Regions from separate parts of the Homo sapiens genome. Here region 1 is linked to region 2. Evidence: read pairs that join two places in POLR2A ChIA-PET (ENCODE). Cell type or tissue: HepG2. All regions are shown on one strand. Links, peaks and the distances in the headings refer to the core of each region. The heading gives the core; the rest is flanking DNA.

Region 1 (5,089 bases), core at 706-4,705, 120 kb after region 2:
TGATGAAGTTTATCTTGTCCGTTGTGCAGATGAGGAAACTGAGGCACAGAGAGGTTAAACGACTGACCCAAAATCACACTTGAACTGGGCCAATCTGATACCAGGCCTGCTCTCTCAGCCACCATGCCATATTGCCTATTTTAGCCTCAGTCATATTTTTTTTTTTTTTTTGAGATGGAGTCTCGCTCTGTGTCACCCAGGCTGGAGTGCAGTGGCGCGCGATCTCGGCTCACTGCAAGCTCCGCCTCCCGGGTTCGCGCCAGTCTCCTGCCTCAGCCTCCCGAGTAGCTGGGACTACAGGCGCCTGCCAACACGCCCGGCTAATTTTTTTGTATTTTTAGTAGAGACGGGGTTTCACTGTGTTAGCCAGGATGGTCTCGATCTCCTGACCTCGTGATCCGCCCGCCTCTGCCTCCTAAAGTGCTGGGATTACAGGCATGAGCCACCGTGCCCGACCCGCCTCAGTCATATTTTTTACAATTCATCTGTTAGCCCATGTCTCTCAAAATAAAAAAAGATGAGGAAGGGGAAGTATTTGAGATGTGACATTTCACCAAAGCATTTAACAGCCAACAACGGAACACAGGGGCACTTTGCTGGCCATCTCCCTGTTTTTATTTTGACCCAGAGTTGAGGGAGAAGGCACTGCCACGTTCTCGGGGCATGTCAGGGTCTCGTGCAGCCCCAGGACACTCCCACTGGCCTGTGACCACCTGGGGCCGAGATCCGCAGCTGCTAGGCTGTTACCCTGCATCTGCATACAGCAGGTGCTGGATACCGTTTGTGGTTGCTGAGAAAATGTGTATCTCGCACTACAGCTTTCAAAGCACTTCCAAAGACAGGGAAAGAGATCAGTTAAAATATTGCCCCTGTGAAACCTTCAAGAAGGTAATTGATGGAAGGAATTCACACAAGGGAGGCCCGCAAAAGCTGAATAACCAGGCCTCACGGGAGCAGGAACCGCGGAATCATCGGAAAGCCTCCTCTCTCTTGTGTTTCTTCCTACCCTCTCTGTGAGCCTGTCCAGCCCCTGGCCTTCCTGACAGGCTGCCTCTGCTTCTGTGTCTGGCCCCGGGCCCCAATAGGCCACTTCAGCCCAGTTGCCCAGGGTGAAGTGGTCACCATCTGCTGGTTTTCCACCTCTAAATGTCGGGATAAGGGGTCTGAAGGGCCTGTGATCTCTTTTTTTTTTTTTTTTTTTTTGAGACAGAGTCTCGCTCTGTCACCCAGGCTGGAGTGCAGTGGCGCGATCTTGGCTCACTGCAAGCTCCGGCCTCCCAGGTTCACGCCATTCTTCTGCCTCAGCCTCCCTAGTAGCTGGGACTACAGGCGTCTGCCACCATGCTTGGCTAATTTTTTTTTTTTTTGTATTTTTTAGTAGAGATGGGGTTTCGCCGTGTTAGCCAGAACGGTCTCAATCTCCTGACCTCGTGATCCGCCTGCCTCGGCCTCCCAGAGTGCTGGGATTACAGGCGTGAGCCACCGCGCCCGGCATGGCCTGTGATTTCTATACAGCCAGGCCTCCCCAGTCTCAGGTTCCCAACCCCAGGCTCAAAGAGGAAAGTCATTTGCCCAAAGTCTTCCAGAGAGACGGCCTCAAAGCCAGGTTTCTGTATCAGTTCCATGGAGCTGCCGCCAACTAGGGGGCTTTAAACAACTACAAGAAATTTATTTTCTCATAGTTCTGGGGGCCAGAAGTCCAAGATCAAGATGTTGGCAGGCTGGTTCCTTCTGCGGGCTGTGGGGGAAGTGTCTGTTCCATGCCTCTCTCTGCTGGTGATCTTTGGCATTCCTTGGCTTGTAGACAGACACATCATCGCAATCTCTGCCTTCATGCTCAAGGCGTTCTCCCTGTGTGTCTGTGTCCAAACTTCCCCTTTTTATAAGGACACAGTCATCGGATCGGGGCCCACCCTGCTCCAGTATGACCTCATCTTCACTTATTACATCTGCAAAAACTTTATTTCCAAAAAAGGTCACATGCTGAGGGCTAGGACTTGTATTTTGGGAGCGCACAATCCAATCCATAGCAGAGCCCAAAGCCCACCACAGCAGTGCATGTGTTCTGCCCCCAGCCCGGCTGGTTCTCCGTAAGCACACCCTGCTCGCCGGGCCTCCATTCAGCCCCCAGGGCGTCGCTCACCCGGTTTTATCTGGGACAGGCATGGACCCAAGTCTGCCCTACTGTCCTCGAGCTCACACTAGAATATTCACAGGGAGCAGTCATGATTTCTGAGGCTCCACTCCGGGTGCCATGGGCGGGACCTGACTCGACTTTGCGCTGAGCACTTAGGACAGCTTTGTTCAGCCGGACGGCCCATTGTCTGTTTCCCAACCACGCTCCAGTTTCATCAGGCAATTTTAGAGGCATTAAACCTGAACAGCTCACAAAGGACTAATGAGTTTCATTCAGCGTGGATGACAATGACCCGTGAATCTGAGCTGGACAGTGTCCCCTCTGCCTGAGTGGTTTCACAATAGCAGTGGTTGACAGGTGGCTGGGTCCTGGGCCAGGGATTCAGGCAAGTAGTTTACTTCTCTCTTTATTCATTTTTTTCTATTTTGTTTGGCTAAAAATCTTAAGCAGATTTTACTCAGGGGTTAACTAGGCAAATCTCTCTCAAAGGTTAGTTGCAGCTGAGAAACCCTAGATCTGTATGAAAGTGGGAAAGCTGACTCATTTCTTTGACCATGACAGACACCACCAATCAATCGTGGACTCAACCCTGAAGGCCACAGGGGACTGGAATCCAGGCCTGTGTACATTAGATTCTGTGTTCATTTCATACCATTATTTGGTGACTTGCAGGATTTTTTTTTTTTTGAAACAGATTCTTGCTCTGTTGCCCAGGCTGGAGCACAGTGGCACCATCTTGGCTCACAGCAGCCTCTGCCTCCCGGGTTCAAGCAATTCTCCTGCCTCAGCCTCCCGAGTAGCTGGGATTACAGGGGTGCACCACCACACCCGGCTAACTTTTGTATTTTTAGTAGAGACTGGGTTTCACCATGTTGGCCAGGCTGGTCTCGAACTCCTGAGCTCAAGTGATCCACCTGCCTCGGCCTCCCAAAGTGCTAGGATTACAGGCGTGAGCCACGATGCCCGGCCTTTGTTTTTTTTTGTTTGTTTGTTTTTTGTTTTTGTTTTTTTTTTTTTGAGACAGGGTCTCGCTCTTTTGCCCTGGCTGGAGTGCAATGGTGTGATCATAGCTCACTGCAGCCTCAACCTTCCAACCTCAAGCAATCCTCCTGCCTCAGCCTCCCAAGTAGCTGAGACTATAGGCTTGCAGCACAGACTGGGCTAACATTTTTTGTTTGTTTAATAAACAAAACGTTTTTTGTTTCTCTAACATTTTTTGTTTAACAAACAAAATATTTTTTGTTTCTCTCACATTTTTTTTTGTTTTTTAGTAGAGATGGGGCTTCACTGTGTTGCTCAGGCTGGTCTTGAACTCCTGGGCTCAAGAGATGCTCCTTGCTGGGCCCGGTGGCTCATGCCTATAATCCCAGCAATTTGGGAGGCCGAGGCAGGTGGATTTCTCAAGATCAGGAGTTCAAGACCAGCCTGGTCAACATGGTGAAACCCCGTCTCTACTAAAAATACAAAAAAAACTAGCCGGGCATGGTGGCGGGTGCCTGTAATCCCAGCTACTTGGAAGGCTGAGGCAAGAGAATTGCTTGAACCCAGGAGGTGGAGGTTGCAGTGAGCAGAGATCACGCCATGGAACCCCAGCCTGGGCGACAGAGTTAGACTCCATCTCAAAAAAAAAAAAAAAGAGAGATCCTCCTGCCTCAGCCTCCCAAAGTGCTGGAATTATAGGTGTGAGCCACCATGCGCAGCCTGAGCACGGAGGCAACTCGCAGCTTTGAGTCTGTACTTGGTATTTACCTCTTTGAAAGGAGAAGTGCTAAAGGGGCCATCAATACATACTAATTCTAGCAGCCATGTCACTCTTACTTATCCCCAGGAAGAGATCAGCAAGCTAGAACATTTTTCTTGCCAGGGCTAAAAAAAAAAAAATTTTAAATCTATAGGGGTCTTCTGGGGTACCCCTATTTTTTTTTTTTTCAGACAGAGTCTCACTCTGTCACCAGGCCAGACTGCAGTGGCATAATCTCAGCTCGTTGCAACCTCTGCCTCCCGGGTTCAAGTGATTCTCCTGCCTCAGCCTCCCGAATAGCTCGGACGATAGGCACCTACCACCATGCCCAGCTAATTTTTGTATTTTTAGTAGAGACAGGGTTTCACCATGTTGGCCACCATGGTCTCTATCTATTGACCTCGTGATCCACCAGCTTCAGCCTCCCAAAGTGCTGAGATTACAGGCGTGAGCCATTACGACCAGCCCCACCCTGTCTCTTTTGCAGGTAGGGAGAACTAAGGCTCAAAGAAGGGAAGAAGAAGCCTTCCCCAAGACCACACGGGTGACAGATGGCAAAACCAGGTTCGGCATTCCTGGCCCCCCAGCTCAGACCTCCCCCAACTGATCTCCTCCTTTTTTCCTCTGGCCTCTGATGGAGCCTGCCAAAGGCCTGTGTATTTCTCACCTGCCTGCTTATCATCTAAGTTAGTGGTGACAAGTCCCTGGGGAGGTTCATTTTCCTCCTGTTCCATCTGCCCCAGCCCCTTGAAACCCTGCTGCGCACTCTGCCTTGCTCCCTGATGATGTGTGCTGTTGCTTCCACCAGCTCTTGGGAGTTCTGCAACTTTCCACACCTTTCCTGGTGCTTTCTCTGGGCCTCCCTCCTGGTGTCACCATCCTCAGCCCTAGAGAAGGCTCTGAGCCTTGTCCCTTGCCCTGGTTCCACTGCAGCCATTTCCCTGGAGCCCCTCTGGCTCAGGTTCGCACTCCCTTCCCCCTTGCTCCACCACCTTCAGCTGCCCGATGCTGGCAAATCTTCCCATTGGCCAATTGCCTGGGGCAAGCCCAGCAAAGAGTGCAGACAAACCCCCTGGTGGCCACAAAACAATGTGGCCATAACAAGTCTAGGAACTCTTTAAAAAAATTTTTTTTTTCAAAAATGATATATTTTTGGCCAGGCTCTCACGCCTGTAACCCCAGCACTTTGGGGAGCCGAGGCAGGCGGATCA
Region 2 (5,089 bases), core at 688-4,687:
TGGTGACTGAGCAAGAACAAAGTTGTTTCAAGTCCCTGGACCGGGGAGTCTTTGTCACAGCAGCAGAGCCTCACCCATCTGAGGATGCATGGGGAACTGTCTATGGGAGCAGGAGCTGTCACCCACATGCATCCAGGGGAACTGTCCACAACAGGGGCCTCAGCCACCTCTGGAAGCAGAGGCCACCTTGGACACAGACCCCTATGATGTCCCCAGGGCCCTGTGACAATTTCCACCTTGGATGGGGGAAGTTTGCCTTAGTCACCAAATGACTGTGAGATGAAATCACTTCTTCCAGACAGTGTGGAGAGAAAACGGAAGACAGAGCAGGTTCCCACAGCTCCCACATACTGCACACGGCCCCAGTGTGTCTTTGAGGCACACACTGCAGCCACCTACAGCCACACACTGACATGGCTGGCCCGACGTGGTCCTCTGTGCTTCCTTCCTCAGGACCCCAAATGTTTTTTCATTTTTCTGCTTCTCAGCCAGGTCCCATGTGCCATGTCTGTGGCTGGGATTCCAGGAAGCCAATGGATATTTTCAGCTTTATTGTCCCATTTGTCACTTGCTAATTAGCTAGAAGTGACTAATCAGAAAACAGTTGGGAGGCAGAGGAAATCCCCCCATTTTCCTGGCTTTTGGTTGCCCATGGTTACTCAGAACCCTCTGGGTGTGTGTGATGGAACTGGGGTGTGTGATGAAACTGGGGTGTGTGTGATGGAACTGGGGTGCGTGTGATGGAACTGGGGTACGTGTGATAGAACTGGGACATATGTGATGGAACTGGGGTGTGTGTGATGGAACTGGGGTGCGTGTGATGGAACTGGGATATATGTGATGGAACTGGGGTGCGTGTGACGGGACTGGGGTGCGTGTGACGGGACTGGGGTGCGTGTGACGGGACTGGGGTGCGTGTGATGAACTGGGGTGCGTGTGACGGGACTGGGGTGCGTGTGACGGGACTGGGGTGCGTGTGACGGGACTGGGGTGTGTGTGACGGAACTGGGATATATGTGACGGAACTGGGGTGCATGTGACGGAACTGGGGTGTGTGTGATGGAACTGGGGTGTGTGTGATGGAACTGGGGTGTGTGTGATGGAACTGGGGAGGGCACAGAATGGGGTTAGGACTTTCTTCATCCTCTCCTGGGTGTAAGGAGAATCTATGTGCTGTAACCAGGCATCACTTCAGAATGACAGTGCTGTGGTCACCAGTGGGCAAAAGCCAAGGTCACCAAAGCCCCTGACTTCAGCCTTCTAGTAGTTTCTAATTGATCAGGTAGATTCCAGAAGCACAAACAGCTCCACTGGGTCCTCCTGGTCTATCCTAGCAATAGCAGCCATGTGACCCCAGGCCACACCTAGAGCACAGAGGGTGGAAGCCACATAGACATTCTTTGACGGGATAAGACCTGTCAACACCATCCTGCCCAGTGCTGCCAAGGTTTCCCAGCCAAGAGTGGGAGGGGGGCATGAGCAGAAAGAAGCAACTAAAGCCCTGCGACCCTCCTGCACCTCCATGGACAGGGCCAGACCTTCCCAAAGCTGGGAGGGCATGCCATCACTGACTGCCACCTAAGGCAGGCCCCAGCCACACACACACCTATGACCCATGACCTTCAATGCCACTCCACACCAGTGCTGTTCCTTATTCTCCCATTTCACGGATGAGAAGACTGAGGCTCAGAGAGCTTGCATGACCAGCCTCAGATCATGCAATGAGTAACTGGCAAAGCTGGGTATTAAATTCAGGTCTCTCTGTATCCACTGTGGAACAGTAAGGAAAGAAGGAGTGCTACCGAGGGCATGGGCAGGGTGCTCAGTGTGTACTGCCTTCGTCCTACAGCCATAGGGGTGGGGTGAAATCACATCACATAGGCACACGCACAATAATTCTGACACACATGTAGATGTGCACACATTTGCCCACGCACACGGGTGAGCGCATTTAAATATGCACATGGGCACTTGGACGGCACAGGCTTGTGTGCACATACACACACACACAAATGCACAAGCATGTACACACAGCACACTGCACACACACATTCAAATACACATGTACAAACATACACACTGGCATATGCACGCGCGCATGCACACACACATTTGCCTGGTTTCTCCACATGGGAAGAGAACGCGCAGTTGCCTTCAGAGGAACCAGCCAGCACCCTGTGCCCTGCTGGGGCACCCAGGCCCTGCTCTGGGCTCGGTCTGCCCAGCTTACCAGGTCTAGCAAAGGCCAGTCCTTGCTGCCTGTGTCCTTTAGGGGCGATTTCATCATGAATGGTACAATTTCCAAAGACAAATAAATAAAGAGGAGGTCTCAGCCCCGCCTCTCAGGACCACTGGCATTTCACTCAGGGCCGCTTCTTCAATATCCTCCGCCCCCCGCCCCCAACACACACAGAGCCCAGCCATGAAAATCCCCTACATGGGACAGTTTCCTGGGGCACGTACAGCACTCCAGGGCTAGCAAGGAAAAGTGGCAGCTATCTGCCCAAGGAGAATTTCCCAACGGCCCTCGGCTGCTGGCTCCTGACCTCATGGGTGACAAAGTCCAATGAAGAAACAGCAGATGTGAAACCAACGGCCCCCCATTTGCAAGCCCGGCATTTTCCAGGGTAAGGTTCTATCGAATGATTTACCAGCTCAACCAGGTTAATCATTGCCTAAGAAATACAAATGGCTCCATCAACCCTCAGGCTGGTCACCCAGGTGCTCCTGCAGGTTGACCGGCTCCCTCCTCATCCTGCAACCTGCACTTAGGGTCTGGTTTGTTGACTGAATAAGCCAGTGACAAATCATCAGAAAAGCCCCTTTCCCTGACTACCTACTACACATCTGGCTTTGGGCCACGCCCTTTCCACCTAAGCCTGCAGTAAAATAGATCCAGGAACTGAGTACAGGCCCATGCAGACAGACCTGGGTTCAAACCTCAGCACCAATGGTCCAGCTGTGGTGCCAAGTCAATCCTCGTGTGTGAAATGGGTTGCTATGAGAATGAAGGAGTCAATGTGTAAAGCAGTGGTTCCCAACGGGGGGCATTTGGCAATGTCCAGACACAGCTTCCTTTTTCCTTTTTGTTTTTTTCAGAGACAGAATCTTGCTCTGTCACCCAGGCTGGAGTGCAGCAGCATGATCGTAGCTCACTGCAGCCTTGAACTCATGGCCTCAAGCAATCCTCCTGCCTCAGCCTCCCACGTAGCTAAGACTACAGGCACACACCACCATGCCTGGCTTTTTTTTTTCTTTTTTTTTTTGTAGAGGCATGGTCTCCCTATGTTGCTGAGGCTGGTCTCCAACTCCTAGCTTCAAGTGATCCTCCCACCTCAGCCTCCCAAGGAACTGGAATTACAGGTGCATGCCACCACACGTGGCCTGGAGACATTTTTGGTTGTCACAACTGGGGTGGAAGGGTGCTGTGGGCATCTAGTGAGTGGAGGCCAGGGATGGTGCCAAATGTCCTACCATGCCCAGGACAGTGCCCGCAATAAAGACTGATCCAGCTGGCTGGTGCCTCACACTGTAATCCCAGCACTTTGGGAGGCAGGTGAGACAAGAGGACCGCTTCAGCTCAGGAGTTCGAGAACAGCCTGAACAACAAAACGAGACCCCATCTCTACAAAAACTTTAAAAATTAGCCAGGAGTGGTGGCCTGTGCCTGTAGTCCTAGCTACTTAGGAGGCTGAGGGAGGAGAATCGCTTGAGCCCAGGAAGTCGAGGCTGCAGTGCGCCATGATTGTACCACTGCACTCTAGCCTGAGGGACAGAGGGAGACCCTGTCTCAAAAAAAAAAAAAAAAAAAAAGTGATCCATCCTTAGATGTCAGTAGAGCTGAGGCTGAAAAATCATGATGTATATACTACAATGCTTGGGTCAAGGTAAGCCCTAGATAAATGCCAGCCGCTGTAATGATCTGGAAATTGTTCCAACAGCTTTACAGCATGACATGATTGCCGGCGTGCTGCAGAGGAGGCTGGGATCAGAGGCTGCGAGTTGCTCGGGTGACAGGAAGAGCAGAGCTGAAGAGGCCTGCCTGGCTCCCTGGGCATTCCTTTGTTGCCACAGCACCTGGCCCTGGGGCACAAGCTGGTCCCAGGCCAAGGGTCCCAGTGTCCAATTTCGGTGTCTGCCAAATTCCCCCTCACTGCCCCACAACTGTGAGCCAGCCTCTCCAATTCTTCTTCATCTTGCACTTCCCCAAAGGGAAGAGGGGCCATTTCCTGAAGTGTTTTCTTGGGTACACTGAACTAACGGACACTCAATCTGGACCCTGCAGGCTTCTGAGGAGATCCCTTCCTTCCTCCTCCTCCTCCTCCTCCTCCCCCGCTTCCCACCCTCCACCTGCAAACCCTCGCTTTTGCCTGAAACGGTAAGTTTGTCTCCAAGGCCCAGCTACCCCTCTGAGCAAGGTGTCCAGCCCTGACCCCGCAAACCAGGCCCTCCTCTGAACTGGTTGTCACTGGCTTTGGGACCCTCTGCTCAGCGTGCCCACAGCAAGAGATGGCCTGCAAAGACCCTCTATCTGACTGGAAGGGCCAGCAGGGAGCCTGGAGCGGGGGTCTTTCTGCAGAGATGGCAGAGCATCTGCAGGAGCTGGTCTGTGTCCCCCTCCAGAGTCACCCTCGCTGCACACACCCCATGCCCTCGGCCACATAAACATGACATGGTCTACGACCCAGCCGCGCTGAACCCCTTCCGTCTCTCTTTCTGGAGGCCAGGCCTTGACATATGTGCTTCCCTCTACCAGATATGCTATCCCTCTCCTCCTCTGCCCCAGATCCTCCTCACTTGACTTAAACACCATTGAAACCTCCCTGCCTCCGGGAGCCCAGGCATGGCTCGGCCATCCCACATCTGTGTGCCCACATCCCAGCCCAGACTGCCCTGTACTGTCACAGAATATGTGCCGGTCTTTAATACCGCAAGGCTGTGCACTCCCGGGGGAGTGGCCTTTGCAGCCCAGCACCATCCAGGGAGCTCTCGCGATGCAGGGAATGTTCTACATCGGCACTCTCCAGTACAAGAGCTGTTCGCCACGCGTGGCTACGGAGCACTGAAGTGTGGCTACGTGCCTCACAAG

What was found. ChIA-PET counts read pairs that join two places held together with the same protein. Peaks named below come from ENCODE experiments on the same cell type or tissue, not always from the same donor. Only the 100,000 strongest peaks of a DNase experiment are listed, where the experiment ranks them.
Region 1: POLR2A ChIA-PET joins it to region 2 with 6 read pairs; 6 of 35 experiments call an interaction of 5 or more read pairs at or near these places.

Annotation. Positions count from the first base shown.
Region 1 is chr16:81,428,993-81,434,081 of GRCh38, reverse strand. No RefSeq gene overlaps it. Among named protein-coding and RNA genes, the nearest start is that of CMIP, 13 kb to the left of the region's middle. RefSeq lists enhancers at 1-662, 781-1,030, 663-1,574. In HepG2, for the core only: no CTCF peak of the experiment used is centred there; DNase peaks (open chromatin) are centred at 2,291 and 2,721; H3K4me3 peaks cover 1,257 bases.
Region 2 is chr16:81,546,855-81,551,943 of GRCh38, reverse strand. The region is part of intron 1 of CMIP (c-Maf inducing protein); the gene reads right to left. Among named protein-coding and RNA genes, the nearest start is that of MIR7854, 15 kb to the right of the region's middle. In HepG2, for the core only: no CTCF peak of the experiment used is centred there; DNase peaks (open chromatin) are centred at 1,313 and 2,573.